Regions from separate parts of the Homo sapiens genome. Here region 1 is linked to region 2. Evidence: read pairs that join two places in POLR2A ChIA-PET (ENCODE). Cell type or tissue: Panc1. All regions are shown on one strand. Region 1 overlaps UBE2S (ubiquitin conjugating enzyme E2 S). Region 2 overlaps PTPRH (protein tyrosine phosphatase receptor type H).

Evidence for each region. ChIA-PET counts read pairs that join two places held together with the same protein. Peaks named below come from ENCODE experiments on the same cell type or tissue, not always from the same donor. Only the 100,000 strongest peaks of a DNase experiment are listed, where the experiment ranks them.
Region 1: POLR2A ChIA-PET joins it to region 2 with 9 read pairs; 12 of 35 experiments call an interaction of 5 or more read pairs at or near these places.

What each region holds. Positions count from the first base shown.
Region 1 is chr19:55,403,452-55,405,951 of GRCh38, forward strand. UBE2S (ubiquitin conjugating enzyme E2 S) reads right to left here. Exons shown (of 4, transcript NM_014501.3): 3 at 837-1,027. Among named protein-coding and RNA genes, the nearest start is that of SNORD157, 2.0 kb to the left of the region's middle. RefSeq lists enhancers at 371-871, 872-1,372. In Panc1, no CTCF peak of the experiment used is centred here; no DNase peak of the experiment used is centred here; H3K4me3 peaks cover 487 bases; H3K27ac peaks cover 320 bases.
Region 2 is chr19:55,192,013-55,194,512 of GRCh38, forward strand. All of the region lies in intron 10 of PTPRH (protein tyrosine phosphatase receptor type H), which reads right to left. Among named protein-coding and RNA genes, the nearest start is that of SYT5, 13 kb to the left of the region's middle. In Panc1, no CTCF peak of the experiment used is centred here; no DNase peak of the experiment used is centred here.

The DNA.
Region 1 (2,500 bases), 210 kb after region 2:
GCACTCCAGCCTGGGCAACAAAGAGCCAGTATCTTTAAAACAAAAAGAAAGAAAGGAAAGAAAGGGAAGAAAGAAAAAGGAAAGAAAGAAGAAAGAAAAGAAAGAAAGAGCTTCTAACTAGACCCTTGACCTCCACCTGTCAGAAAACTGTCCTACAGGGTAGGCGCAGTGGCTGGCTCCTATAAGCCCAGCACTTTGGGAGGCCGAGGTGGGAGGATCACTTGAGTTCAGGAGTTTGACACCAGCCTGGGCAACAAATGAGACCCCATTCCTGTTTTATTTTTTATCTTATTTTTTTTTTTTTTTTGAGATAGAGTCTCACTCTGTCACCCAGGCTGGAGTGCAGTGGCGCGATCTCGGCTCACTGCAACCTCTGCCTCCCAGGCTCAAGCGATTCTCCTGCCTCAGCCTCCCAAGTAGCTGGGATTACAGGCATGTGCCACCATGCCCGGCTAATTTTTGCATTTTTAGTAGAGACAGGGTTTCACCATGTTGGCCAGGCTGGTCTCGAACTCCTGAGCTCAAGTGATCCACCACACCTGGCCTACCCTATCCTTGTTTTTTAAAAAAAAGGGAGAAGAGAAAAACCATCCTACAATACAAACTCACCACTCGTTGCATAGTAAGGTGCTCCTGGGCACTTCTCAACAGTACTTGGGTGTCCTGGGTCTGGCACTGTTTGTCTTTCCAGGAAAGCTAGCAACATGGATTTTTATGTGGAAACCTTCAACCACTTCAGAGTTGATTCAGAAAAACTAAACAAAGCGCTATGGCTCAGACACCAGCAGACCTCCAGAGGCAGGAGGCAGGAGGCCCAGCCCCAGCCCAGAACTCACCAGCAGTACGTGTCGGATGCCCAGCTCAGCCGTCCAGTCCCTCTTGAGCACGTTGACGCAGATCTCGCCATTGGCGCCCACGTTCGGGTGGAAGATCTTGGTCAGGAAGTAGCCCTTGGGTGGGGAGGCAGGGAAGTCCTTCCCCAGCAGGAGTTTCATGCGGAACAGACCTCCAGCATATGGGGTCCCCTCTGGAGTGGAGGGAGGGGTACAGGGTCAGGGCACTCAGGAGTCCCAAGGCACCTCAACACCCCAAAGTCCAGTCTCCACGGTCTGATTGTGATGCAGGTGGGTGCCCCGCCAACTCTGCCAACAGACTGGAGGATTCTTTTTTTCTTTTTTTGAAATAAGGTCTCTTGTGTCACCCAGGCTGGAGTGCAGTGGCACAATCTCAGTTCACTGCCGCCTGCAATTCCTGGGCTCAGGTGATCCCATCTCAGCCTGCCAAGTAGCTGGGATTACGGGCATGCCACCAGGTCTGGCTACTTTTTTATTTTAAGAGATAGGGTCTCACTATGTTGCCCAAGCTGGTCTTGCACTCCTAGGCTCAAGCAATTTGTTCACCTCAGCCTCCCAAAGTGCTGGGATTACAGGCGTGAACCACCATGCCCAGTCAGGCTGTAGAATTCTTAAGAGCAAGAGGCCAGGTGTGGTGGCTCACGCCTGTAATCCCAGCACTTTGGGAGGCTAAGGCGGGTGGATCACCTGAGGTCAGGAGTTCAAGACCAGCCAGACCAACATGGAGAAACCCCGTCTCTACTAAAAATACAATATTAGCCAGGCGTGGTGGTGCATGCCTGTAATCCCAGCTACTCGGAAGGCTGAGGCAGAAGAATCCCTTGAACCCGGGATGGGGAGGTTGCAGTGTGCGGAGATCGCGCCACTGCACTCCAGCCTGGGCAACAAGAGCGAAACTCTGTTTCCAAAAAAAAAAAAAAAAAGCCAAGCGCGGTGCCTCACACCTGTAATCCCAGCACTTTGGGAGGCTGAGGCGGGCGGATCACAAGGTCAGGAGTTCGAGACCAGCCTGGCCAACATGGTGAAACCCCATCTCTACTAAAAATACAAAAAATTAGCTGGGCATGGTGGTGCACGTCTGTAATCCCAGCTACTTGGGAGGCTGAGGCAGGAGAACTGCTTGAACCCAGGAGGCAGAGGTTGCAGTGAGCAGAGATTGTGCTATTGCACTCCAGCCTAGGCGACAGAGCAAGACTCCGTTTAGAGAGAGAAAAAAAAAAGAGCAAGAATGGCTGGGTTCCTAGGGGGCCACAGGACCTCCCCCAAAACCTCAGAGATGATGCCCATCTTGCAGCCCCCACCTGTGTCACTATCAAGCTCGTCTGCACCCTCCTGGATCCCCCGTCTCAGCCCAACTGACCACTCCAGTCACAGGCCCTTCCCAGGTGGCAGGGACCCAAGTACGCACTTTCCTATAAGATGCCCATTTATATGCCTTTCAGATCAAGGATCCAACTGTCTGTTAATTCCACAGCCTCCCAACCCAGTGAACGCCTCTCCCACTCACCCACTTGCTTGGGTCAAAATACTGTCCCTCCCCTAGCCCATCAGCAGCCTGAGCACCGGCCTGCTAGGTCCTCCCCTGAATCTCATCCCATCTCCAAGGCTAGCTTCCTGGCTGGCCTCTGGGTTCTTCCCCCTGCCAG
Region 2 (2,500 bases):
TATGATGATCTACTTAATAAATAGCGAGTACATTTTCTCTTCCTTAGGATATTCTTAGTAACATTTTTTTCTTTAGCTACTTGATTATAAGAATACAGCATATAGTACGGCCGGGCGCGGTGGCTTACGCCTGTAATCCCAGCACTTTGGGAGGCGGAGATGGGCACATCACGAGGTCAGGAGATCGAGACCATCCTGGTTAACACGGTGAAACCCCATCTCCACTAAAAATACAAAAAATTAGCAGGGCGTGGTGGTGGGCGCCTGTAGTCCCAGCTACTCGGGAGGCTGAGGCAGGAGAATGGCGTGAACCCGGGAGGTGGAGCTTGCAGTGAGCCCAGATCACACTACTGCACTCCAGCCTGGGTAACAGAGCAAGACTCTGTCTCAAAAACAAACAAACAAACAAAAAGAATACAGTATGTAGTACATATTACAGATGAAATGTATGTTGTTTATGTTATTGGTAAGGCTTCCAATCAAGAGTAGGCTATTAGTAGTTAAGTTTTGGGGGAGTCAAAAGTTATGTGCAGATTTTTTTTTCTTTTTCTTTTTCTGAGACAGAGTCTTGCTCTGTCACCCAGGCTGCAGTGCAGTGGTGCGACCTCGGCTCACTGCAACCTCTGCCTCCCGGGTTCACGCCATTCTCCTGCCTCAGCCTCCTGAGTAGCTGGGACTACCGGTGCCCGCCACCACTCCTGGCTAATTTTTTGTATTTTTAGTAGAGTTGGGGTTTCACCGTGTTAGCCAGGGTGGTCCTGATCTCCTGACCTCGTGATCCACCTGCCTCAGCCTCCCAAAGTGCTGGGATTATAGGCATGAGCCACCATGCCCGGCTGTTATATGCAGATTTTCTACTGTGTAGGGGACAATTGTTCAAGGGTCAACTATCCATCATTTTCACAGGTGACCTGGTTGCTGAAGAGTGACTCCTGGCCAGGCATGGTGGCTCACCCCTGTAATCCCAACACTTTGGGAGGCTGAGGTGGGTGGATCACTTGAGCCCAGGAGTTTGAGACCAGCCTGGGCAACATAACAAAACCCAGTCTCTACTAAAAAAACAAAAGTTAGCTGGGTATGGTGGTGCACACCTGTCATCCCAACTACTCAGGAGGCTGAGCATAAGAGTCACTTGAACCCGGGAGGTGGAGGCTGCAGTGAGCTGAGATTGCACGACTGCACTCCAGACTGGGTGATAGAGTGAGACTCTGTCTCAAAAAAAAAAAAAAGAAAAAGAAAGCAAAACAAAACAAAAAGAACCCCAACAAAATAGCTGGGCATGGTAGTACATGCCTGTAGTCCCAGCTACTCAGGGGACTGAGGCAGGAGGATCACTTGAGCCTGGGAGGTGGAGGCTGTGGTGGGCATGATCGTATCACTGCACTCCAGCCTGGGCAACAGAGTGAGACCCTGTCTCAAAAAAGAACAAAACGAAACAAAACAAAAAAGTGATTCTTGCCTTCCTTAGCTTAGACTAGTGGTTCTCAACAAGGGTGATTTTGCTCCCAAAGAGACACCGGGCAATGTCTGGAGACGCTTTTGGTTGTCACAGCTTGGAAGTGGGAGTGCTGCTGGCACATAGTGGGTGGGAAGCAGAGGTGCAGCTCAATATCCTACAATGCGCAGGACGGCCCCCCCACAACAAAGAAGGATCTAGCCGGAAACGTCTGTAGTGCCGAGGCGGGGGAAACACTTTGCTGGTTGTGAAATCATCCCTGGCATGGACGGCTTCTGTTCTCCCCAGATTGAGGCTTCATCTTCTCAGAGGTCCTGCTGGCTGGGGAAGGACTCCCCGGCAGCGGAGCCTACCCAGATCTGGTGGTGTCTTTTTTTTTTTTCTTGGTTTGTTTTTTGAGACGGAGTTTTGCTCTTCTTGCCCAGGCCGGAGTGCAATGGTGCAATCCCGGCTCACCGCAACCTCCGCCTCCTGGGTTCTAGTGATTCTCTTGCCTCAGCCTCCTGAGTAGTTGGGATGACAGACACGCGCCACCACGCCCAGCTAATTTTTTGTATTTTTAGTAGAGACAGGGTTTCTCCATGTTCGTCAGGCTGGTCTCGAACTCCCAACCACAGGTGATCCTCCCGCCTCGGCCTCCCAAAGTGCTGGGATTACAGGCGTGAGCCACCGCGCCTGGCTGATCTGGTGGTGTCTATGGGTGCTCTCAGGCTCTGATGGCACAGTTCTCCCAAGATCTGTCATTAGATGTCTCGTCTTAGGGTAGGCTCAAGCCTATGGCCCATCTTCATCAGCCTTGAAGGCCCCCAAGCTGCAGCTTCTCAGCAATCCTGGGAAGAGTGTGTTTGTTGACAGGGAACTGAAGGGTCTTACAACCTGTACGGGAGACTTGGCCTCACAGAATGGACTTGGCCTCACAGAATTGGACTAGAGGACCTGTTCTCTCAGGGATCCTTGTTACTAAGGGAGAGAACTTTCTAAGCAATGGGGTCTGGCAAAGCCCAGTTCAAACAGCATCCACTGGTCACCACATCAACCCTCAGT